Regions from separate parts of the Homo sapiens genome. Here regions 2, 3 and 4 are each linked to region 1. The links are chromatin loops, found by intact Hi-C in ENCODE. Cell type or tissue: mammary epithelial cell. All regions are shown on one strand. Links, peaks and the distances in the headings refer to the core of each region. The heading gives the core; the rest is flanking DNA. Region 1 overlaps NEK1 (NIMA related kinase 1). Region 2 has its middle 15 kb from the start of CBR4-DT. Region 3 overlaps SH3RF1 (SH3 domain containing ring finger 1). Region 4 overlaps ANXA10 (annexin A10).

Evidence for each region. A loop is a pair of places that touch in the nucleus more often than their neighbours do. Peaks named below come from ENCODE experiments on the same cell type or tissue, not always from the same donor. Only the 100,000 strongest peaks of a DNase experiment are listed, where the experiment ranks them.
Region 2: a loop joins it to region 1, with 10 times the contacts of the local background. A loop is called at or near these places in 84 of 110 quality-filtered maps.
Region 3: a loop joins it to region 1, with 9 times the contacts of the local background. A loop is called at or near these places in 10 of 110 quality-filtered maps.
Region 4: it touches region 1 in a loop (31-fold over the local background); 15 of 110 quality-filtered maps call a loop at or near these places.

The regions. Positions count from the first base shown.
Region 1 is chr4:169,482,961-169,488,881 of GRCh38, forward strand. All of the region lies in intron 23 of NEK1 (NIMA related kinase 1), which reads right to left. Among named protein-coding and RNA genes, the nearest start is that of NEK1, 130 kb to the right of the region's middle. In mammary epithelial cell, for the core only: a CTCF peak has its summit at 3,370; no DNase peak of the experiment used is centred there; H3K27ac peaks cover 354 bases.
Region 2 is chr4:169,022,200-169,028,120 of GRCh38, forward strand. No RefSeq gene overlaps it. Among named protein-coding and RNA genes, the nearest start is that of CBR4-DT, 15 kb to the left of the region's middle. In mammary epithelial cell, for the core only: a CTCF peak has its summit at 2,744 (motif pointing right); no DNase peak of the experiment used is centred there.
Region 3 is chr4:169,112,710-169,118,630 of GRCh38, forward strand. It overlaps SH3RF1 (SH3 domain containing ring finger 1), which reads right to left. Exons shown (of 12, transcript NM_020870.4): 9 at 4,814-5,073; 10 at 3,560-3,921. Among named protein-coding and RNA genes, the nearest start is that of CBR4-DT, 110 kb to the left of the region's middle. In mammary epithelial cell, for the core only: a CTCF peak has its summit at 3,327; DNase peaks (open chromatin) are centred at 3,352, 3,982 and 5,292; H3K27ac peaks cover 3,561 bases.
Region 4 is chr4:168,181,662-168,187,582 of GRCh38, forward strand. It overlaps ANXA10 (annexin A10), which reads left to right. Exons shown (of 12, transcript NM_007193.5): 10 at 22-80; 11 at 2,898-3,020; 12 at 5,705-5,921. The coding sequence ends at 5,773. All of the region lies in intron 2 of LOC105377524 (a long non-coding RNA gene), which reads right to left. Among named protein-coding and RNA genes, the nearest start is that of ANXA10, 92 kb to the left of the region's middle. In mammary epithelial cell, for the core only: a CTCF peak has its summit at 2,246 (motif pointing right); no DNase peak of the experiment used is centred there.

The DNA.
Region 1 (5,921 bases), core at 434-5,433:
GGAACTTTTCCTTTGCATTCACAACTTGGATAACTGGCGCAAGAGGCTTAATTCTGTGCCTATCTCAGCTTTCAATATGCCTTCATCACCAAGCTTAATCTTGATTTCAGGTGACAGACATGCAACTCTTTTACTTGAATACTTAAGAGGCCACTGTAAGTCATTAAGTGGCCTAATTTCAATATTATTTTGTCTTAGGGAATAAGATCTGAGGAGTGAGACAGGGGAACTACCAGTCAGTGGAGCAATTAGAACACACACATTCATCAATTAAATTTCCCATCTTATATGGGTGAAGTCTGTGGTGCCTCAGAACAATTACAACAGTAATATCAAAGATATAATGACAATAATGAAAAAGTTTGAAATATGGCAAGAATTACAAAAATGTGACACAAAGACACAAAATGAGCAAAAGCTGTTGGGAAAATGACACTGATAGACTTGCTTGATGCAGGGTTGCCACAAACCTTCAATTTGTAAAAAATGCAGTATTTATGAAGCACAATAAAACAAAGTATGCCTGTATTTATTTTGTTCAAAAAAGGATGGAAACATTGCTTTAGTCCCATAGTTCAGTATTATTGAAAAAGTATACTGATATTTAAGATGTTACTACAAATAGGCCGGGCGCAGTGGCTCACACCTGTAATCCCAGCACTTTGGGAGGCCAAGGCGGGTGGATCACAAGGTCATGAGTTTGAGACCAGTCTGGCCATCATGGTGAAACCCTCTCTCTACTAAAAATACAAAAAATTGGCCGGGCATGGTGGTGTACACCTGTAGTCCCAAGTACTCGGGAGGCTGAGGCAGGAGAATCACTTGAACCCGTGAGGCAGAGGTTGCAGTGAGCCGAGACTGTGCCACTGCACTCCAGCCTGGGCGACAGAGTGAGACTCTGTCTCAAAAAAAAAAAAAAAAAAAGTTACTACAAATAACTTTTAAAAATATCTAGAGCTCACCTAACAGTATTATCACCTTGAAAGATTATATCTAAATATTTTGAAACTTTGTTTGTTTTAATTACTATAGTATATAAATTCAAATAAGGTTTCATACACTGAGAGAATAAAAACAAGCTCCAAAGTTGTTCTGAATAGTAGCAGTATTTTTAGAACAAATATGTTATTTCTCTAGATGATTACTTAAAAGAAATATACTTTGAATGAACACATTCTGCTATTTTTATTTAAATCAGTAATCACTTCTCTACCACATACTAGGATTACAGTTATGTGCCACCATGCCCAGCACATTTTTGTATTTTTAGTAGAAATGGGATTTCACATGTTGGCCAGGCTGGTCTCGAACTCCTGACCCCGTGATCTGCCTGCCTTGGCCTCCCAGAGTGCTGGGATTACAGGCGTGAGCCACCGCGTTTGGCCTGCTATTTCGATACATCAATCTGACACGATTTCTGTGAGAAGACAAATCCACAATATTTGACAAAAATTATCAATAAATTAAAATACATATTAATACCTATTAAGGCCAAGCACAGTTCTAGATAATGATATCCAAAATGAATTAGACACAATATTTTCTCTGAGGGGACTGTAAATTAGAAAAGAAAAAAGAACACATAAATCAATCAGTATGTTACAGAGAAAAAAATAAAGAGATAAGTACTAAACGATCTGGGGAAGAATGAAACAAAAAATATAGAAAGAACTAACTCTGTAAAGCCAAGAGGGGCACCAGTGAGAACAGCCTTCGCAGAGCAGCCAATGGTCAGCCATTCATTGTTCGGGAAGGCCATAAAACACAGATAAAGTAGGACAGTTGTACATTCAAATCCCAAAACACTCACCAGTCCTGTGATTTTTCATTGTTTTTATCCTCTCTGAACCTCACAGTTTTTCTCTAAAATAGAAATGCTGTACTCTTTGCCTCTCTGCTATAGGGATTGCATGAGATAATTTACGTAAAGTACACATCTGTGTACCTAATAAATAGTAGCAATTGTTATTTATTTGGTTTCCATTAAATAAGGTTATTTGGCTTAAACACTACAAGTCTGGTTTTAGTTCCTGATGAAATGTATTAAGTTTCAGAATGCAAGTTTCTCATCTTTAGAATGCAGACTAAAAACAAAAACCTCCTATCTTAACCATGATCAGAAATTAAAATTTGAGCATTGTGAGAGACAAATTTATTGGCACTTTTATAATAATGATCTTCAGCAGCCTTCAGTAAATGCTTATGTTCTATAATCAAATGCATACTGATCTCTCCTCTGAGTCAACTAAACCAAACAGATTAGAAGAACCTAAACAGACAAATTCAGACATGGAATCTAAATAAATGAACAAAGACAGATTACTAACTCTTACAATAACTTAAGAAGACAACTAAGTTACTGAAAATTTATGGGTGGTTCAGGATGACTACTGAAATGTGGCAACATCATTATAAGCTAATGTCATACACTTAAGTAACTTATTAGTACAGTTGAATTGGGCCTTCTGTATAAATATCATGGTGTATTATTTATAATCAGAACCTTAAAGCTTTTCAATATTAACTACATCTTGAGATAAAAGATGATAATGTACTTCTAATTATTGAAAGATAAACCATTACACTAAGCCTTTTATACGGAAAGTTGAGCAAATATGACATATCACAAAAATTAACTAAGCCAGGAAAACAATATAAAGTTTCATATAAGAGAAAAATATAAAAATTTGGAACAAAGAATGACCCAATTTTATTATACAATTGATCACCCAGCTAAATCTATAATATATATTTCATTCTAAACATACTTTTTCACTGGGTGCAATGGCTCACACCTATAATCCCAGCACTCAGGAGGCTGAGGCAGGAGGAGCACTTGAGCCCAGGAGTTTGAGACCCAGTTAATTTTCTTTTTTCTTGTAGAAATGGAGTCTCACCAGACCAGTGAGACTCCATTTGTACAACAAATAAGAACATTAGCTTATGTATGGTGACGTGTGCTAAGGGTCCCAGCTATAGACAGGCTGAGGCAGGAGGATCCCTTGAGCCCAGCAGGTCGAAATTGCAGAGAGCCATGTTCACACCACGGCACTCCAGCCTGAGTGACAGAGCAAGACCCTGTTTCAAAACAAAACAAAACAAACAAAGCACAGTCTTTCAAAGTTTAACCACAGTTTTAAATATAAAAATGTGCAAAAAAAAAGATAAAACATTGACCTGAAAGTTTCATAATTCAGTTTTAAAAGAAATGCTTTAGAAGCTTTTTTTTTCTTAGCCATTTTTCTCACAAGGTTCATAAATTTAAGGCTTTTCAACATTGCTTTTATTGTCACAAAAGGTTTTCAATTATCGCTGTAAAACTGTTTCTACTTCACGTGTCAATTTTGCCATGTGCTGAAAAATTAAGCAGCAGTGCCACCAAATGACGAAACTCAAAATTTCACCAAATAGTGAGGCGAGGCTTACAAACACATGAAACCACCAGTCTGCCTACTCTTGATGTCTGCCTACTCTTGATCAATAACAAACATATTTTCATCTTTATGCTGACTTATTAGTAAGGATTTAATGTATGCTAGGAAAGTATTAAATGACTTAGTTTCATATTTTGAATAGAGTAATTTCACACAGTTTTATACAGCCTAAAGATATATCATGGCCAAATCTTATCAAATTCATATTTAATGTCTCAAAACCTTATCTTTGAAGAACCAATAGTATAAAAGTATTTGTATTTGAATAAATTTTCTTAACTAGTATTGCCATAATGCTTTTATAAGAATATCTAAGAATAAGAACAAGGTAGCCAGAAGCAATGAGTGTGTACACCCTGTGGGGAGCCTTACAGGCGTGCATGGAAAGTCTAAAAATAAGACAAAGATGGAAACAGAAATACACAAGAATTTACATTCAAAATATTTTATCCAACCTAACCAAGACAGAATCTCCCTAATTCTATTTTTCACTGAATTTTAATTCTTAAAACATTGCTACCCTTTTAAAAAACTGAATCGATCTTCCTTACATACTTCATTCACAATATAGCATACGTGATGGCTGAAAACCTAACACTATATTACTTGGCCCTCCCAAAAAAAGGACCCATCATCACATATTGTTCTCCATATCTAAATCCCAATTGGTACTACAATTTTTATCATTAAATATGTCAAAGAGAAAATTTTATAAAATTAGGTATATACTGCCAAAGAATCACAATAGTTAAGGCAGTGATTTTTTTTTCCTTCACTTTTAAGTTCCAGGGTACATGTGCAGAATGTGCAGGCTTGTTATATAGGTAAATGTGTGCCATGGTGGTTTGCTGCACAGATCAACTCATCACCCAGGTATTAAGGCCAGCATCCGTTAGCTATTCTTCCTGATGCTCTCCCTTCCTCCACATCCCTCAAAAGCCCCAATGTGTGTTGTTCCCACCAATGTGTTCATGTATTCTCATCGTTCAGCTCCCACTTATAAGTGATACCATGAGGTGTTTGGTTTTCTGTTCCTGTGTTAGTCTGTTGAGAATAACAGCTTCCAGCTCCATCAATGTCCCTGCAAAGGACATGTTCTTGTTCCTTTCTGTGGCTGCATAGTATTCCATGGTGTATATGTACCGTGTTTTCTTTATCCAGTCTATCACTGATGGAAATCTGGGTTGATTCTATGTCTTTGCTATCGTGAATAGTGCTGCAATGAACATACGCATGCATGTATCTTTATAACAGAATGATTTATATATTTTGGGGTATATACCCAGTAATGGGATTGCTGGGTCAAATGGTGTACCTGCTTCTAGATCTTTGAGGAATCCCCACACTGTCTTCCAAAATGGCTAAACTAATTTACACTCCCACCAACAGTGTAAATGCATTCCTTTTTCTCTGTAACTTTGCCAGCATCTGTTGTTTCTTGATTTTTTAATAATTGCCATTCTGACTGATGTGATATGGTATTTCTCTGTGGTTCTGATTTGCATTTCTCTAATGATCAGAGATGTTGAGCTTTTTTTCATGTTTGTTGGCTGCATGCATGTCTTCTTTTTAAGAAGTGTCTGTTTATGTCCTTTGCCCATTTTTTAATGCGTAAAAATGGACATTTTTGTTTTTTTCTTGTAAATTTGTTTAAGTTCCTTGTAGACTCTGGATATTAGCTCTTTGTCAGATGGATAGATTGCAAAAATTTTCTCCCATTCTGTAGGTTGTCTGTTCACTCTGATGACAGTTTCTTTTGCTGTGCAAAAGCTCTTTAGTTAATTAGATCCCATTTGCCAATTTTTGCTTTTGTCGCTATTGCTTTTGGCATTTCATCATGAAATCTTTATTTGTGCCTGTGTCCTGAACGATACTGCCTAGATTTTCTTCTAGGATTTCTATAGTTTTGGGTTTTACATTTACATCTTTAATCCATCTTGCGTTAACTTTTGTATAAAGTTTAAGGAAGGGGGATCCAGTTTCAATTTTCTGCATATGACTAGCCAGTTCTCCCAGCACCATTTATTAAATAGGAAATCCTTTCCCTATTGCTTGTTTTTGTCAGGTTTTTCAAAGATCAGTTCCGTGTAGGTATGTGGTTTATTTCTGAGTTCTCTATTCTCTTCCATTGTTCTATGTGTCTATTTTTGTACCAGTACCATGCTGGTTTGGTTACAGGGCAGTGATTTTTATCCTTTGTTAGATTGAAAATATTATACTTTTGAGAATCCAAGGAAATATACGTGGTTTTACTGAAGAAAATGCACCAACATACATACTGCCAAACTTTACATTAATATTTTAGGGGGCTTAATAATGCTAGCTTCAATTCTGAATTCCATGTTAACCACTCCTGAGTAACGGTCAATGAGTAAAGATAGATATATGAACACTACCCCCCAATATAACATCTAGATTATGCTATATTAGACTTTCTATTGAAATAATAGTTAAATAACTTTAATCAATTTTTTTTTGTATATTAAG
Region 2 (5,921 bases), core at 667-5,666, 460 kb before region 1:
AACCTCATAGGACACATTGCAGATTTCGGTGTTTATCTTAAAGAAAATAGAAAGCCATAGAAGGCTGTTTTTGTTGTTGTTGTTGTTGTTTGTTGTTTTGGTTTTTTTTTTTTTTTAGACAGAGTCTCACTCTGTCACCCAGGCTGGAGTCCAGTGGCTAGAGAATTCCACTCCCACTTTCCTGATGATCTAGTGAGGCTGCCAGTGACTTAACCCAACCCTCCAGCCTTTGAAAAATCAGGTAACCTAGTCCAGAGAAATAAGCATCTTTCTCCTAAAAATATACATCTTAAGAAGAACCAAGAGTGGTTGAAGATGAGCCCAGTCATCCATGGAGATGTTGTACCCAGAAAGCTGTCAGGACTTCCTGCTGCGAAGATGCCCAGAGTCCCCCAGTTCTGAAACTGAGTTGTTTAACTCTTCCTTGATTCTGTGAGGTCCCCAGTATTATTCTAATAAATGGGCTTTTCTCATTTAAGTTTGGCGGGGTGGGTTTCTATTGCTTGTGTCCCAAGAACTCTGACACTGCCAGGCAGTGTGCTAGGTGATGTATATGATAATTTATTTAATTTAATTTTTCAAAGGAAGGTATCATAATCTCCATTTTACACACAATGAAAATGAAGCTAGTTGAGGTTACAGTAATTTGCTCACAGACACACAGTAAGTGGTGAAGTGTGACAAGGGGCTTGAGTCTTTGCCTGGATGCCAAAGGCTCTGCATGTTCTTCTATGTCACAAATGAGCAAGGATATTAAAAAGTTTTCATTCATTGCCACATAAGCTTAATATTTCAGACACATTTTGCATTAAATGATCTTACCAGGTAGATCATTTGTTATATCTGCTGATACAATAGAAATTTTCTTAGAAAAGCACAAAATGAAAGCAGAGAGAGATTATTAACAAGTTAAAGTTCTGTATATTGTTTTAATATACATATGTGTGTTTAGTTCCCTACCTAAAATACATCACAGTCACACAACATTCCGATCTTTTATTCTCTACAATTTTTTTTTTTTTTTAGATGGAGTCTTCCACTGTCGCCAGGCTGGAGTGCAGTGGCGCAATCTCCGCTCACTGCAACTTCCGCCTCCCGGGTTCAAGCAATTCTCCTGTCTCAGCCTCCCAAGTAGCTGGGACTACGGGCATGTACCACCACACCCAGCTAATTTTTGTATTTTTAAAAGAGACGGGGTTTCGCCATGTTGCTCAGGATGGTCTCGAGCTCTTGACCTCGTGATCCGTCCACCTCGGCCTCCCAAAGTGCTGGGATTACAAGCGTGAGCCACCGCGCCCGGCCTTTCTACTCTTTTGTGTTCCAAATTCTTTTGTATTCCATCATAATAATAACAGTGTAATTGCATGCAGTCTTACAATGGTTTTTAAGTCTACTCGTGACAAGAGCACAGTTATAGCCATGATATTAAACAAAAGGAAAACACGACAATCAATAACGATGTACATATAAGTACATATAAGGAATTGTACTAAATGTTGTGGGATAAACAAAATAAAAGAAATAAACATTTTCTTCAAGACACTGTCTCATTGGAAAGGCAAATAACAAAGATATGAAAAATAAAATAGGTAGAAATGGAATAAAAATGCAAAGGTAGCACGTGACTCCCTGTGAAATGATGTTTTAAGAGAGTTAATTACAAAGTCCTATGAACCCAAAAGGAAAGTGCTCAGATCCGGAAGAATAGGAAATGAAGAACAGTATGCTTGTGTCTGTCCACAAGAAAAATATATGATGTCTAAATAACAACCTAAAATAATGAAAGATTTCTGTGATGCATGGCTGACACACAGTACATCTTCATCTCAGGGGAGAATTTCCAGAAGTTGATTTTCCAGATTTATAGAACACAACTCCTGAGTGGTCACTGCAGCAACTGTGTCATTTTTCTACTTTTTCCAGCTGAACCAGTGACAAGTTACATCACTAATCCTGAGCTTATTAAGAAGTGTCACCATCTCATGTTGGAAACCTCTCCGGAGGGTTTGGTACTGTTCTCTCAGGTAGATTATTTAAGATTAATGTCCTGATATGACAAACTGCATTTTTAATCTGTCATCAAAGCAGATTATCAGAACCAGAAATGACAAGATTTAACACACAGTTTTTCATGCCTAAAACTAACAGCAAAAACTACAATGCATTTCACTACATTCAAAGTAAACATGATATATTAATGAATGGTTTTTCCTCTGTCACCGAATAATTATAGATTCCTTCTTACTAAAAACAAATTATGTTTATTTCCCTTAAGAAGACTATGATTAATTATACACAATTACACTTGCCTTTAATTGAACAGATTTCTTCTTTACTCTGGATTAGTGGGTTATTGTATATTATTAAATAGCTTCAGAAAACCCAAAGAAGGAAACCTTTCTCTTCAGAACTAAAGCTGGGTAAGTAATGGTGGTCGTGGAACTATGGATAGGGGTCAAAAAAGTTTCATTTTCTTGTTAAAATGACCTATGGCAAACAGAGCTAACAGTGTCTTACAGTTCTGATTTATTGGAAGCACATTGATATGCCTGAATCTCAGAAATTGTATTGGAAAAGCCACAAATGAAAGCTGAGAGAGATTAACATGTGGTGGGCTAAGACTTTGTAAAGATAGATTCCTAAGGCAGGATTTCTCAAACTCAACAATATTGACATTTTAGGATGTATAATTTTTGTTGTTGTTGGGGGTTGTCTTGTGCACCACAGAATATTTGCAGCATCTATCCACTAGATGCCAGTAACGTACATCCTCACAGTTGTGACAAACAATGATATCTCCAGACATTGCCAAATGTCTCCTAGAAGGGGATGGGGGCGGAGTGGGGTAGAGGGGAGCAAAATTGCCCTGGTTGAGAACCACCACCCAAAATTGTAGCATTCCTGTCTGGCCCCAAATCTAGAGGACATTGTACCTGATTCTGCTAGATGCTGAAAGTGTATAATTCTGTTGTGATAACAGAATATCCAGAATAAAGACCATACTTCCCAGCCTCACCTCCCTTACAGCTAAGTAGGGCCATGCTTCTAAAGTCAGGTTAACAGGATTTAAGCAAAAATTGTGTGGGAACTTCCTGGTCATGCCCATAAAAGGAAAAAAATATTTCCTTCTATTCTACTTTCCACCTTCTTGCTGGCTAGTTATAGACATGATGGTGAGAGCCAGAGCAGCCATACTGGACACAGGGATTGGAGCTGTGTGTTGAGTATGGCAGAGTAACAACAGCATGGGTGGCTGGATGTTTGACATGGTAGAGGTCCCATATCAGCTTTGAGACCTGAGAGAGAATAAACTTCTCTCTTGCTTAAATCTCTGTTCTATCAGGTTCTTTGTTATAGCAACTGGCATTTTCGTGGTAACTAACACACATCCCAACTGCTGTTGCATGCGCTAAGCCAAAAAGGCAGCAATGAAAAGAGGAGGGATCACTTCTTGTCCTTTTGGGTAAGACCAAGTATAAAACAGGGAGCTTCCTTTGTCCCACTGGAATCTAAAGAAGCTCTAACTGGGTCTACATCCTTGATTGGAAAACAGTCATTTTTAATTGTAACATAAACAAACACCAGGGAAAGAAACAGTGAGCAGTGAGGGAGGACGGAGTTAGTGATTCAGTCAGACCAACTGAATTCACACAGGCGATCCAATAGGAAGACAGTGTGCACAGTTGGTCTTTTCTTAGCTTACACTGAGATTCACGTCTGGACAGGTGAGGCTGGCGAAGTCCCCTACACAGCTGTTTATTTGCATGAGCTGGTTTGCCACGCAAAGAGCATGCTAGGCCAGGCACGGTGGCTCATGCCTATAATCCCAGCACTTTGGGAGGCTGAGGCGGGCAGATTGCTTGAGCCCAGGAGTTCAAGACCAGCCAGGCCAACATAGGGAGATCCCGTCTCTACCAAAATTAGCTGGGTGTGGTGGCGCCTGTAGTACTAACTACCCAAGAGTCTGAGGTGGGAGGATTGCTTGAGCCCAGGAGATCAAGGCTGTGGTGAGCCAAGATTGCATCACTGCACTCCAGCCTGGGTGACAGAGCAAGACTATCTCAAAAAAAGAAAGAAAGAAAAATAAAAAGAAACGAAGGAAGGAGAGAGAGAGAGAGAGAAAGAAAGAAAGAAAGAGAGAAAGAAGGAAGGAAGGAGAGAGAGAGAGAAAGGAAGAAGAAAGAAAGAGAGAGAAGGAAGGAAGGAGAGAGAAAGAAAGAAAGAAAGGAGAAAGAAAGAAAAAAAAGAAAAGAAGAAATGGCATGTTAGGTTGTACTTTTGTGGGAATGTAAGAATGAGAAAGACATTATCAGTGGAACGGATGGCCTTGTGTCTGGTCACCTGTCCAGCCCCATGGACAATGTATGAACCAATGAAGAGTGAACGTTCATAAGCTCAAGTGAGGAAATGGGTTCAGAAAGGTAGTCATGAAACGCATGGCACAGAGCATGACAAAGAGTGCCCAAAGCAGGGGGGAGAGCTCTCTCCCCACTTTGGCAAGGAATGCAGCCCCAACTGCGTGAACTTTCTAGTTCCTCCATGGTGACAACCAGAGGACCAGGGCGGAAGCTTAGGGGAGGGGAGGGCCCTGCAGATAACATTGTACCTCACAAGGACCTGCAGAGAACAATGGTGTTGAGCAGTGGGACCGGACTTTGCTTATAAGCACAAGTGAGATACCCCATAGAAATACCCAGAAATGCTTTACGATGGAGGACATTACAATAAGATGAGGCCATGCATCACTGGGGGAAGCCTTAAGCTGGCAAAGGTTGACCATTAATGTTGACGGTCCCCTGTGGCAGATAATAGTGAATTCCTGACCCAGTCAGCATTCCAAGGCCCTTCTCCCTACCATGTTGTTCCAGCCATGAGGGGATCTGAGGCAGTGTTCTGGGCAACATGACCAAAACAGAACACTAGTGGTGTTCCTGAAAAAAAAAAAAAAACAATTTTTTTTTCTGTGATAGAAACACTGCCTTTTCTCCTTCTGTCTTCTTCCTGGAGGAATGTGAACATGATTCCTGAAGCAACAGCAGCAGCAGCCATCATCTTTAAGCCTCCGCAGTCGCTGATTTCTGCATCTCTTGTTCTGTGAGGAAAATAGCCCCATGTGCTTAAATGGCTGTAGTTGAGTTTTCTAACACTTGAAGCCACTGCTGATTCATGGCTACAGGCTGATAAAAGCAGGGGAAATTTATATTACAGCAAATGTTGCTGCCATCTCTCCTGAAAAAGTGGTCTGAGGATCATATACAAGCCAAATATCTCCTTTCACATACTTTGCCCAGTCTATATGTGGCCTTTGTCATCTCACAATGTTTTCATGTTCACTTACTCATCTAAAAAGTTTGTTACTGGCGAGGATGTGGGAAAACTGGACCCCTCCTATACTGCTGGTGGAAGTTTAAAATGTACATCTACTCTGGAAAATTTCTTGACAGTTTTTCATAAAACTAAATCTGCATTTGCCACATAACCTAGCAATCATATCCTCTTGGGCATTTATCCCAGAGAAATGAAAACTTATGCTCATATACACAGAGAATAAGTCTGTATATGAATGCTGATAGTAGCTTTATTTGTAATAGCAAAAAAACTGTGAACAATCCAAATGTCTTTCAAAGGGCAAATGGTTAAGCAAACTCTGGCATATCCATACGGTGGAATACTATTCAGCCACGCAAAGGAATAAACTATGGATACATGCGACAAACTGGGTGGGTCTTAAGGACATTATGCTGGGTGAAAAAGTCAATGTCAAAAGGTTACATACTGTATGACTCCATTTATAGAACATCCTGGAAATGACAAAAGTGTAGAGATGGAGAACAGATTAGTGGTGGCCAGGGATTATGAACAGCGGACAGAGGGAGGATGCAAAGGGGTAGAATGAGGGAGTTCCTTTGTGCTGATGGAAC
Region 3 (5,921 bases), core at 677-5,676, 370 kb before region 1:
CCCATAGCAATTCAAGAAGGCTTAAAGATCAGAATGAGCTTAAACTTGCAAAAATGCTAAAGACAAAAAAAAATTTTGTAAGAGCTCTTTTAAAGTTATGTTTGAAACAAGAAGAACAAGAAAGACACAGACCCGCTGTGGAGGATGGTGGTTCTTGGATGGCAAGAAGAAAGGGAAGGATAATCTTCAGACTGGAGGGGAAGAACAAACTTTGACGAGAGGGAAATGAGTGAAGAGTTGGGATTTAGAGATCAAATGATTACTCTTAACAGGCTGAATTCACTCCAGGGTACAGAGAAAAATAGCAGAAGAAATGCAACCAATAACCTTTGATAATCTGGTGAATCTGGGATGAGGGTCAACTGAACAGGCAAGGAAAGGCATGTGCAAGTCCCAGTTTTCTTTTTTTTTTCCCCCCTGAGACAGAGTCTCACTCTGTTGCCCAGGCTGGAGTGCAGTGGTGTGATCTCGGCTCACTGCAACCTCCGACTCCCTGGTTCAAGTGATTCTCCAGCTTCAGCCTCCTGAGTAGCTGGGATTACAGGCATGTGCCACCACACCCAGCTAATTTTTGTATTTTTAGTAGAGACAGGGTTTCACTATGTTGGCCAGGCTGGTCTCAACTCCTGACCTCAGGTGATACACCAGCTTTGGCCTCCCAAAGTGCTGGGATTACAGGTGTAAGCCACCGCGCCCGGCCCCAATTTTCAAACACATGACACCAAAGCACTTTGCAGACCATCTGGGAAATTCTAAAACAGTATTAAACAAAAGATTTATGAACATTTAGAAAGGGAAATAAAACTCTTCCAGGAGACACTCGCTAACAATAAGTCACAGCAGAAATGATGGAGCAATGGGGAGAACTCTGTGGATGGGAGGATGATGTAAAAGGCAGGTGAATCTCAATGTGGCATCTGGTGAGTTCTCCCAGGACATCCTTGTAGATGTGATGGAGAAATGTATACTAAAGACACTCTAGTCATGAAGATTCATGATTAAGTGACAACAATCATGGAATTACTAAATTTATATCAACCAGAAGTCTCTTTAGTGGACTTGGAACACTAAATGAGGTAGGAGATTTAATAAGGGAAAATTTGAAATCTGTGATATGAGGAATAGGAAAAGAAAACTTCAAGGGTATAGCATTAGAGAAAAGACACAAGGGGACACACCTGCAAATACCTCAGGGCACCATGTAGAAAGGAGATCTGCATTTTCTATGTGGGCCCTCAAAATAAAGAACAACGGTTGGAAGGTTGAGTTGAGTTACAGCTGTCTGAAGATGGCACAGGGCAGTCTTGGGCTAGGGCACTGCTTGGTCAATGGGGCACGCACCTAGGCAGAAGCCATGGTCATTTGTCAGGGATGGGTGCTCCACAGGATGACCAGTAAGGACCTGTACTAGATGGTGCCGTAACAGGTTAACTCAAACTTTGTGGTAAAAATCGGGTCCTAAAATCAAGGTGTGGCAGGGCTGGTTCCTTCTGGAGGCCACTGGGGAAGAATCTGTTCCCTTGTCTTTTCCAGATTCTAGAGGCTTCCTGTATTCCTTGACCTGTGGTCTCATTTCCCTATCATTCCTACCTCTGCTTCACCATCACGTCTCCTTCTCTGGCCCTAAGCTTCCTGCCTCCCTTTTAAGAACATCCTTGAGTTTACACTGGGCCCACCTGGATAATTCAGGCTAACCACCTTGTCAAAAGGCTATTAATTTAATAAAACCTGCAAGGTCCTTTTGGCCATGTAATGAAACATCTTTAAAAGTTCCAGGGATCAGGAGGTGGACATCCTTGGGGAGTCACTATTCTGTCTATCACAAGTACCTTTCAAGCCTTAGAGATTTAGTGAATTCTACATTGGAAGGGCCCAGCTGAAGAGTCCCTGTTCTTATCAGTGGCAAGGGCTCTGAGACACATTGTCATCAAGCCTTAAAATCTAAACCATAAAAATAATTATTTATAAATATATTAACAAAGTTGAACATGTTGGCTTGAGTGCAAGTTTAATGTAGTTAATTATAAACACTGAACAAATATCAATCTTTTTCAAAAACTCTCATGTTAACCGAACAATTAAATATTAACTTTTTAGTAGGCCATAAAGTTTATTTCCTTATAAACTGCTGTTTACAGGCTCCCTTAACCATTTAAATAGAACGACATACATTACCACTTAACCAGGTGGCTAAAAGTCTATGATCGCCCTCAAACTTCCCAGAACTGGTATAGAACTTCAGGGGAAATGTGTAAAATATTGAGGAAAAAGTAATAATGACAATAAAATTATCCAGATCCGTTACCATCTCTTCTTTTTCTTTTTACATTTAACAACTCTCAATTTCTCTTGCCTCCAATCACCTGTCTCTAAACCCAACCATCGGTTATTCTTTCCAATATAACTTTCCATTTATATTTTCTTTAAAATTCAGCCCCAAATGAGACATTAAAAAAAACCCCAAAAACTATGGATTTAGAAAATAATGTTTCCTTATATTTCAAGTCTTACCTCTCAAGGAACCATGCTGCTTAAGGTCAGATGTACTGGGCCATGGACCAGTACTAGCCTGTGGCCTGTGAGGAACCAGGCCGCACAGCAGGAGGTGAGCTGCAGGTGAGTGAGTGAGGCTTCATCTGTATTTACAGCCGCTCCCCATCACTTGCATTACTGCCTGAGCTCCGCCTCCTGTCAGATCAGCAGGGGCATTAGATTCTCATAGGAGCATGAACCCTATTGTGAACTGCACATGCGAGGGATGTAGGTTGCACACTCCTTATGAGAATCTAATGCCTGAGGATCTGTCACTGTCTGCCATCATGCCCAGGTGGGACCATCTAGTTGCAAGAAAACAAACTCAGGGCTCCCACTAATTCTACATTATGGTGAGTTCTATAATGATTTCATTATATAGTACACTGTAATAATAATAGAAATAAAGTGCACAGTTAATGTAATGAGCTTGAATCATTCTGAAACCATTTCCCCGCCACCACCCCTGGGTCCATGGAAAATCTGTCTTCAACGAAACTGGTCCATGGTGCCCAGGTGCCCAGAAGGTTGGGGACCACTGTTGTAGATAAAATAAATCCATAAGTAACACTTTTGATCAACAGTTTCATCCCCCTCACACATATATATTTTTAACAGAACTCTTATCAAGCAAGACTCACTGAGCAGGAAGACTTGAGGACAGCAAAATGATGAAAGAATGAGTAACTAAAGGGAAAAGGAAATTCCTCCACGAGACTGTAAGCTGCACAAGGAGGAGTGACTAAGTCTCATTCACTGTGGTCCCTCTAACATGCAGCACTGAGTCTGGCAAGTAGTGGGCGTTTAAACACAGAGAAACATGAGCTCTAGATAAGAGGATGGGGTGGTGCCTGCGTTTCTTCCCCACTCTACTCCTAGCACCTGGCATAGTGACTCACACGTAGGGAGCACCTGAGGGTTTGTTGAACAGTGAGTCCTCTCATTAGCTAAAAATGACAGACACAACATAAGAAGAAAAACAGGGAAGTAAGTAAAGCAGAGAAACAGTAAGTAAGTATGGTCTTACTTTGCTATCCTTGTCTGGTTTGGTTGCTGAACTGTTCCCACAAGCTGATGAAGCACTGTCAGGAGATGTGGGGAGTCCAGGGAGAACGGTCACTATCCGGCCACTGGGCTCAGCCTCCAGAGAAGCACTGGTGATGCTTGGGGAAGTCAGTGGAGCAGCTGCTGCACAGGCCAGAGGGGCACTGGCTCGACTGATACTGATGGCAGCAGTGTGCGTGGCTGAGCCTGGCATCAGAGGCGCAGGTTGTGGGGAGGCCAGCGAGTGATGGGACAGGCCCACAGATGCAGGGCTGAGGCCGGCGGCATTCTGTACCTGGATGGGTGTCACTGCTGCCGTGGGGCGTTCCTGGTTGTGCGCTGCAACTAGTAGATGGGAAGAGGGAACACAGCAAAATTCAACTATCTAATAGATGCTGCTCACCAAAACATGAGTCATTTCACTGCATCAGACCATGATGAAAGGCTGCTATTGTATTTATTACAATAAAGATGGGATGGACGGTGGCCTAAAAGCACTTAATCTTAGCTGGATCCCCAGACACTATCTATTGTCCTTCCAGGTCAGCCCTTGAGTCTACTGAGTGCCTGGAAGCTCAGTTTTGACCCAAGTCCCTTTACTTAGGAGACAGCCTCTCCACAGTGTTAGAGACACTGAGCCAGTTCTTGATGGTATTCTACAGTGTCAAGCGATGTCTCCCTCTAGTCCTTTTCCTATTATTCATTCCCTTTTCTTATGAATCATTTTCCTTTTTTCTGTTTTTCTGATAGAGTTCACAAGCCTTTAGTTTACCCCTCATCCCATTAGTTACCCAAGACTCTTGGGAAGGTTTTCAGTGCTACAGAACTAAGAAAGCTGTTTAAGATCCCATAGGGTCCAAGGTAGACTTGTGCTTAAGTTAATCAGAAATGATCAGCACACCCGTTAGTAGAGTATCACGCAATGTCACATGGATGGTAGTAGTGAGATTTGAGATCATATGATCTCAACTATAGAAGTCAAAATTTCAAGTACTATTGACATTCTTAGGATCAGCCTAATTTCTTTCAGACTTTAGATCTATCCATCAGGCTTGAAGTAATACGCAGGGCACGCTTAGCCCAAATAAGCAGATACAAGGTGCCACTGAGTAGACTTTGCCTAATGTTGTTCATTATTAAAATTACATCTACATTTCTCAACATCTGTCATAAAAGATCTACTATTAGGCAGGTAAGCCCTTTATCCTGATATGTTCTGGCCTGGGTTCCTCCTTACCTGTCCTCACAGCATTGCGGGCCTGGTTGACTGTCATTTGCCCCGTCATGTGCAACAAGACCTTAGCCTGAGGACTTGTCTGGATGTGAGCTGCTGATACCACAGCTGCGGGGACAACACTGGGACTCCCAGCCACGCCATTTCCCTGGAGCTTCTGGGCAGGCCCTCCTGCCGTGGAAGGACTGACCATGGTCACTCCCCGACTTGTCTGGCCAGCTGTAGACATAGGGACTTTAGCTTGGGAAGCATTTGTCACCGCCCTGCCAAGACACAAACATAGATGGAAAGCCCAGTCCATCAGCAAAATGACAGAAAGAACAATTAAATGCAAGAAAAATGACTCAGAGCTTTAAACATAGAACATTTTAAAAAATGAATGGAATTATTTTTATAAAGTTTAAGAATAGAAAATTCAACGTAATGATGGCTGAGACAGAGAAAGGTCTTGAAATATATTCTGAGTCACCAGAAACCACACGTCATACTCTGCTCAAGAATATACAGTTATTGCATTCAGCTTTCCATAACAAGACCAAATATCTCCACTGACTTTCAAGGCCCTGGATTCTCCCCCTTCATCTACAGAACAAGCTAGGATCATTCCCTGACAATATCCCCATTTCCATATCTTTGCTCCTGTTTCCTGGCTTCCTACTTGCCTCCAGCTCCACATCACACATGTGCCCATGTACATGCATGCACACACATACACGCACTAGTGGAAAGTCCTCTCCGTCTTCTCTTGACATATTGTAATCTCATTTATGTTTCAAGATCCAGCATGAACACTGTCAGTTCAAGAAGCCTTGCCTCAGATTCAGGTTTAAGATCTTATGATTCTATTGTTTCATGTGGATTTCTTCTTTCATTCTGTTTCTAAACTCCACAATTGTTTATGCTTTGGCCCTTGATTACAAAATGTGGTATATTATTATTAGTAGTAGTAGTATTTTTTTTGAGACAGAGTCTCACTGTTGCCCAGGCTGGAGTGGAGTGGTGCGATCTCAGCTCACCCCTCTGCCTCTCAGGTTCAAGTGATTCTCCTGTCTAAGCCTCCCGAGTAGCTGGGAGTACAGGCACGCGCCACCATGCCCGGCTACTTTTTTGT
Region 4 (5,921 bases), core at 366-5,365, 1.3 Mb before region 1:
TCTCTCTCTGATTTCTCCTAGTTCTCTGTGTTCGAGACAAACCAGCCTATTTTGCTTATAGATTATATAGTGCAATTCATGTAAGTAAGACATATATTTTTAAAATTTCTCCAGAAATTGTGTCTGTTTTCTCAAAGGATTAATTTTACTTCCATCATTTAAATGTTCATTACCATTTTTGAACTTGTATGTACAAAGAAAATACACCCAAGTGAGAAAAACTGGTTTAGACACCAAAAATAAGACATATCAGATAAAAATAATGTTCTGCTTTCTGTATCAAATTTAGGGAACCATATTTGGGGTGTATCTCCCTGTGCACTTTAGAGATTATTTAATATCTGCAGAAACTGGTAAATTCAAATGTTTTTGTATGTTTCCAAAGACCCCCACATCAGACTTATGCAAGTACAAAACATATGGCATTAAGCAGAAAATGTCAAAATATTACAAACTCTCAGCAAGCAATTGCCACGTTCGTGAAGTTTCAATACACGAAATTATGTCAATGGATATTTTTGAACATTGTGCTATTTTCAAAAAGTATTTAAAGTGATAACTAGAAAACCATAAACTCTAAATCTATTTTTGTAATTAAATGGGAATGTTTTTCATACTTCAGTGTGTTATTCAGTCGCACATACTTTGGAGCATTAATTTTTTTTTTTTTTTTTTTTTTTTTTTTTTGAGATGGAGTCTTGCTCTGCTGCCCAGGCTGGAGTGCAGTGGCGCGATCTCGGCTCACTGCAAGCTCTGCCTCCCGGGTTCACGCCATTCTCCTGCCTCAGCCTCCCAAGTAGCTGGGACTACAGGTACCCGCCACCACACCCGGCTAATTTTGTTTTGTGTTTTTAGTAGAGACGGGGTTTCACTGTGTTACCCAGGATGGTCTCGATTTCCTGACTTCGTGATCCGCCCGCCTCGGCCTCCCAAAGTGCCGGGATTACAGGCGTGAGCCACCGCGCCCGGCCTGGAGCGTTCATTTTTTTAAAAAACAAACACTTAAGTGCATCATCACATAATGCACTCCTTATCCATATCTACATGAAACAAAAAAAGAAAGTCTCGGCCGCGCGCAGTGGCTCATGCCTGTAATCCCAGCACTTTGGGAGGCCGAGGCGGGTGGATCACGAGGTCAGGAGATCTAGACTGTCCTGGCTAACACGGTAAAACCCCGTCTCTACTAAAAATACAAAAAATTAGCCGGGCGTGGTTGCAGGCATCTGTAGTTCCAGCTACTCGGGAGGCTGAGGCAGGAGAATGGCCTGAACCCTGGAGGCGGAGCTTGCGTGAGCCGAGATCGCGCCACTGCACTCCGGCCTGGCGACAGAGCGAGACACCGTCTCGGAAAAAAAAAAAAAAAAAAAAGAAAAAAGAAAAGAAAAAGAAAGTCTCATAGAGATAATTATATACATGTCGTAGCCTTGAAAACTCAAAGAAAACGATTAAAAATAATCCAATAATACAGTAATTTTAATCATCAGTTTTATCCTCAAGGTAAATTTAACAGATATACTTCTTAAAAGTAGCCAGCATGCTGGGAAAATATGTTAATAGTCAGGAGTATGTTATTATATATCTTCTGCAGTGTATTTTCTCATTTATGCAAAGGAAGAACCTGGATAACCCCAGAACACAAAAGGAAGATCAATGCTCACAGTCTTGCTTCTCTCCTATTCTATTTTCTAGGAGAAACAGTTGATTTGGTTAAACATTTATTTGAAATAGTGTATTTGGAAATGCTATAGGATGATTTCAATTGTTTCCTTCTCAAAGAACCAACCACTACAACAACAGTATGAAGCTTCACTTGTGAATGATTATGGGAAAATAACTACAATTACCTTGATTCCAATTATGCACAAATTCAAGGCTACTTATTCTAATAGTACATGAAAACTGTATTTTTGCTGTGTATGTGTTATAAGGCAATAGGAAGATATGCGTATTCACAAATGGTTTGTAGGTACGGAGAAGGATTGTATATTCAAGTAATGTAATTTTTGATACCTGAAGACCTCAAATGTCAAATGTTTGTCAAAAAGCTGCTTTAATCACCCCTGAACCAAAGATATATTCTGTGTTCTCCTCCAGTGAACTCTAAAGTGAACGATCTACATTTTAAGTTTGAATACTTGTTAGATCATTCATTTTAACCACCTCAAATTATGAAAAGTTTATTAGTAATATACATTCAAAACATTGTCTTCAAAAATCAGATTCTGTTTTCTGGCCACTAGATGTCACGATTACTCTGTTTGGAAAGACAATTTGAAACTGATTTGTTAGGGTGCAGTATTTCTGGGGCTAGCATACAGACATTGATTTTGTATTTTTCTGCATTTGAATTTAAACCGGCAAATATTTGAATCACCTAGAATTCTAATTTTTTATAATTTATCAATGATGACAAGAAAATAAAATTAAAATGTTACTGCTGTCTTAGACAAATCAATGTCCATCTGACAGAGCTGAGAATGTCTTCCCCTCCAAGGAAGAATTCTTACCAGGAAGGACCACAGGATCAGATTTGCAGTTTATAATGCAGTGTGAGTGGGACGGTGTGAAGGTTAACAAGGCTAGAAAGGGGGAGCAACTATTGCAGAATCAGGGTGAAATGATAAGGGTCAGAGTCAAGGTCGTGGCACTGGAATAGAGAGCACAAGGCATTCAGAAAATAGAAGAGAATAATTCACTGTCAGCATGCGGTAAGGGAGAGGGAGAAGTGACAGAAATGACTCAGGATCTGAACCACAGCCTGTGTGGCCAGTGATGCCAGTGTTGGAAGAACTCAGGAAGAAGAGAAAATGACTACAGAAAAGGGGTGTGTCCACTTGGGACAGACTGACTTTTAGGATGCTGTCTTCTCATTTCTCCCACTTTTCTGTATCTTTTAGGACTTTGGTTTCCATAATAAAACTGTAATCAGGATTCTCATTGCCAGAAGTGAAATAGACCTGCTGACCATAAGGAAACGATACAAAGAGCGATATGGAAAATCCCTATTTCATGATATCAGAGTAAGTTTCCGACACATGATTTATTTGGACCCACATTTTCTCCTTTTTGAAACTGAGATAAAAGTTCTCATTCAAATAACTTCATGGCAGACTCTAAAAAGTTAACTATTCAGACAGGGATAACCTAGTTTTTTTCCTCTACACAGTCTTTAGAACATCGGCAGGTGCTAACTTAGAAAACCCTTTACCTCAGCTGGGCGTGGTGGCTAATGCCTGTAATCCCAGCACTTTGGGAGGCTGAGGCAGGCAGATCACGAGGTCAGGAGATCCAGACCAACCTGGCTAACACGGTGAAACCCCGTCTCTACTAAAAATACAAAAAATTAGCCAGGTGTGGTGGCACACGCCTGTAGTCCCAGCTACCCGGGAGGCTGAGGCAGGAGAATCGCTTGAACCCGGGAGGCGGAGCTTGCAGTGAGCTGAGATTGCGCCACTGCACTCCAGCCTGGGCAACAGAGTGAGACTCCATCTCAAAAAAAGAAAAAGAAAAAAAAAAGAGAACCCTTTACCTCAGCGACAGAACTTATTCCTCTTTGATGTGTTTTACCCAGAAGCATTGATGCAGTCATGCAAAATATTCATTCTCTATAATTGTGCTTAAAGAGCTAAATTCTGAAGTATGATCAGGCTCAGGAAAAATATATATTGCAAAAGGCTGCATTACTTTTGAAGAGGTTTCTTAAATCAGTTGAGCTGTCCTCTCATATTGTCATAGAAGGCAGGGCAGTCAGTCAAATATCATAAACTGCTAATTCGGAGGGACTTAATGTTCCTAGCTATATACAACTCTACATATCCTTATCCCTTTAGCCCTTGAAGGGCAAAGGAGCAATGATTCAGTACTGAACAAGCCAGTGTTTTCATTCTGATACTTTTAAACTTCATGCATTTTGATACAACCTAACAAAGAATCCTCAGAATATATAGGACCATTTACTAACTGAGAGCCTAGTGGAAAATAAAAATGCTTGGCACTGTGTTCAAAAAAGTTTCAAGAATTTCAGGATGGGGAGAGCAGAGCATTAAACCAAGCCAAGCACAGGGACATAAGAATAGAACTGAACTTATATTTTGTGCAGAACTAAAAGCTATTACCTTGTTCACGTTGTTTTCATCTGAAATTTGTAATTCCAAGAAGCAGTGTTTTAGTTTATTGAAAGAGTAATCTAGAAGCAATCTAAAGCCCAAGAGATCACATAATACAGAAGACTTTGTAGGCCTCTGGAGAGCTGAAATGGTTTCTAAGAGGAAGAGTTGATGGAGCAGTTAAGAGAAATCTTATTCCTTCATCTTTGATAAAACTCTCCTACAGCCACTTTCAAAACTCTAAACTCTTTTAGTGATGAGAAATGCATGGCATAATTCATTTTCTAAATGAATACATTAGTTCTTAGGCACTTATTATAATTAATCACAACCGACTCAAAGTCTGCTAATATGAAAATGTAATTAATGTAACTTTGCTATGTACATTTAAAGTACTGAATTATCATTACATGACTTTGTGCCAAAGCACCTTAATATGAAAGTTGATACTTAACAAAGAAACATTTTATAATATTTATTTACTACTATCATTGATTTTGGAAAATATAGAAATTATAGAAGACCATTACAAGAAAATTAAAACCTCCCTAATTTTCTACAGAAAATCATTAATAAACTTTTATTCTGCTATGGTGTGCATGTTTGTGTCTCCTGAAAATGTATCTGCTGAAATTCTAACCCCAAAGAAGTGATGATACTAGGAGGTGGGGTCTTTGTGAGGTGATTAGGTCATGAACGTGGAGCCCATGAATGGGATTAATGTCCTTATAAAATAGGCCAAAGAGAACACCTTTGTCCCTTCTGCCATGTGAGCTTAGAATGAGAAGAAGGCTGTCTACGAGAGACAGGCACTCAGCAGGCACCACATCTGCTTGATCTTGGCCTTGCCAGCCTCTAGAGCTGTTAGAAATAAATTCCTATTGTTTATAAGTCACCCAGTTTATGGTACTTTTGTCACAGCTGCCTGAACACACTAAGACAGGTACTTTCAGTCATTTTCTAAAGCTATATAAATAATAATATGTTTTGCTATGTAAAAGAGTATTTTTATTGAATCATGGTATTCTGCTGTATAAGCTATAAAGTACACAAACTACCTCACATTATTATACATTGCTTCTCAGTTTTTCACTATTATACATAATATTATGGTGTATATATTTTTAGCACAAAACTTTGTGCTTATCAATGATTGATAATAACTTTCTTAATATATATTTCTTGAGGTAGAATTACTACATTAATAATTATAAATATTTTTAAATCTTTTGAGACATATTAATTTGTTCTCCACATTCTACATTCATTTATAACAATAATAATAATAACATTAGGGTACATCTTCCTAAAGTTGAGGAGAATATTTAATTCTAAGGCAAGTTCTTATAAATACACATTCAGGTTCAACCGACTTTATGTAAACCACATACTACTGACTGTAACCAGAGCATTATTCTTCAACAACTTTCATTGGGAGCAGTACTTAGGGCATGTTAAACCTTTAGATGAGAAAAGTAAATAAGTTTAGAAAGGCTAATGGTCCATGGCTCTTTCATAGTGCAGTCCAGAGGAATTATGCTTCCTTTTTAGAACTATTATGATATTTTATTTCAAATATATTATATTTTTCTTTTCAGAATTTTGCTTCAGGGCATTATAAGAAAGCACTGCTTGCCATCTGTGCTGGTGATGCTGAGGACTACTAAAATGAAGAGGACTTGGAGTACTGTGCACTCCTCTTTCTAGACACTTCCAAATAGAGATTTTCTCACAAATTTGTACTGTTCATGGCACTATTAACAAAACTATACAATCATATTTTCTCTTCTATCTTTGAAATTATTCTAAGCCAAA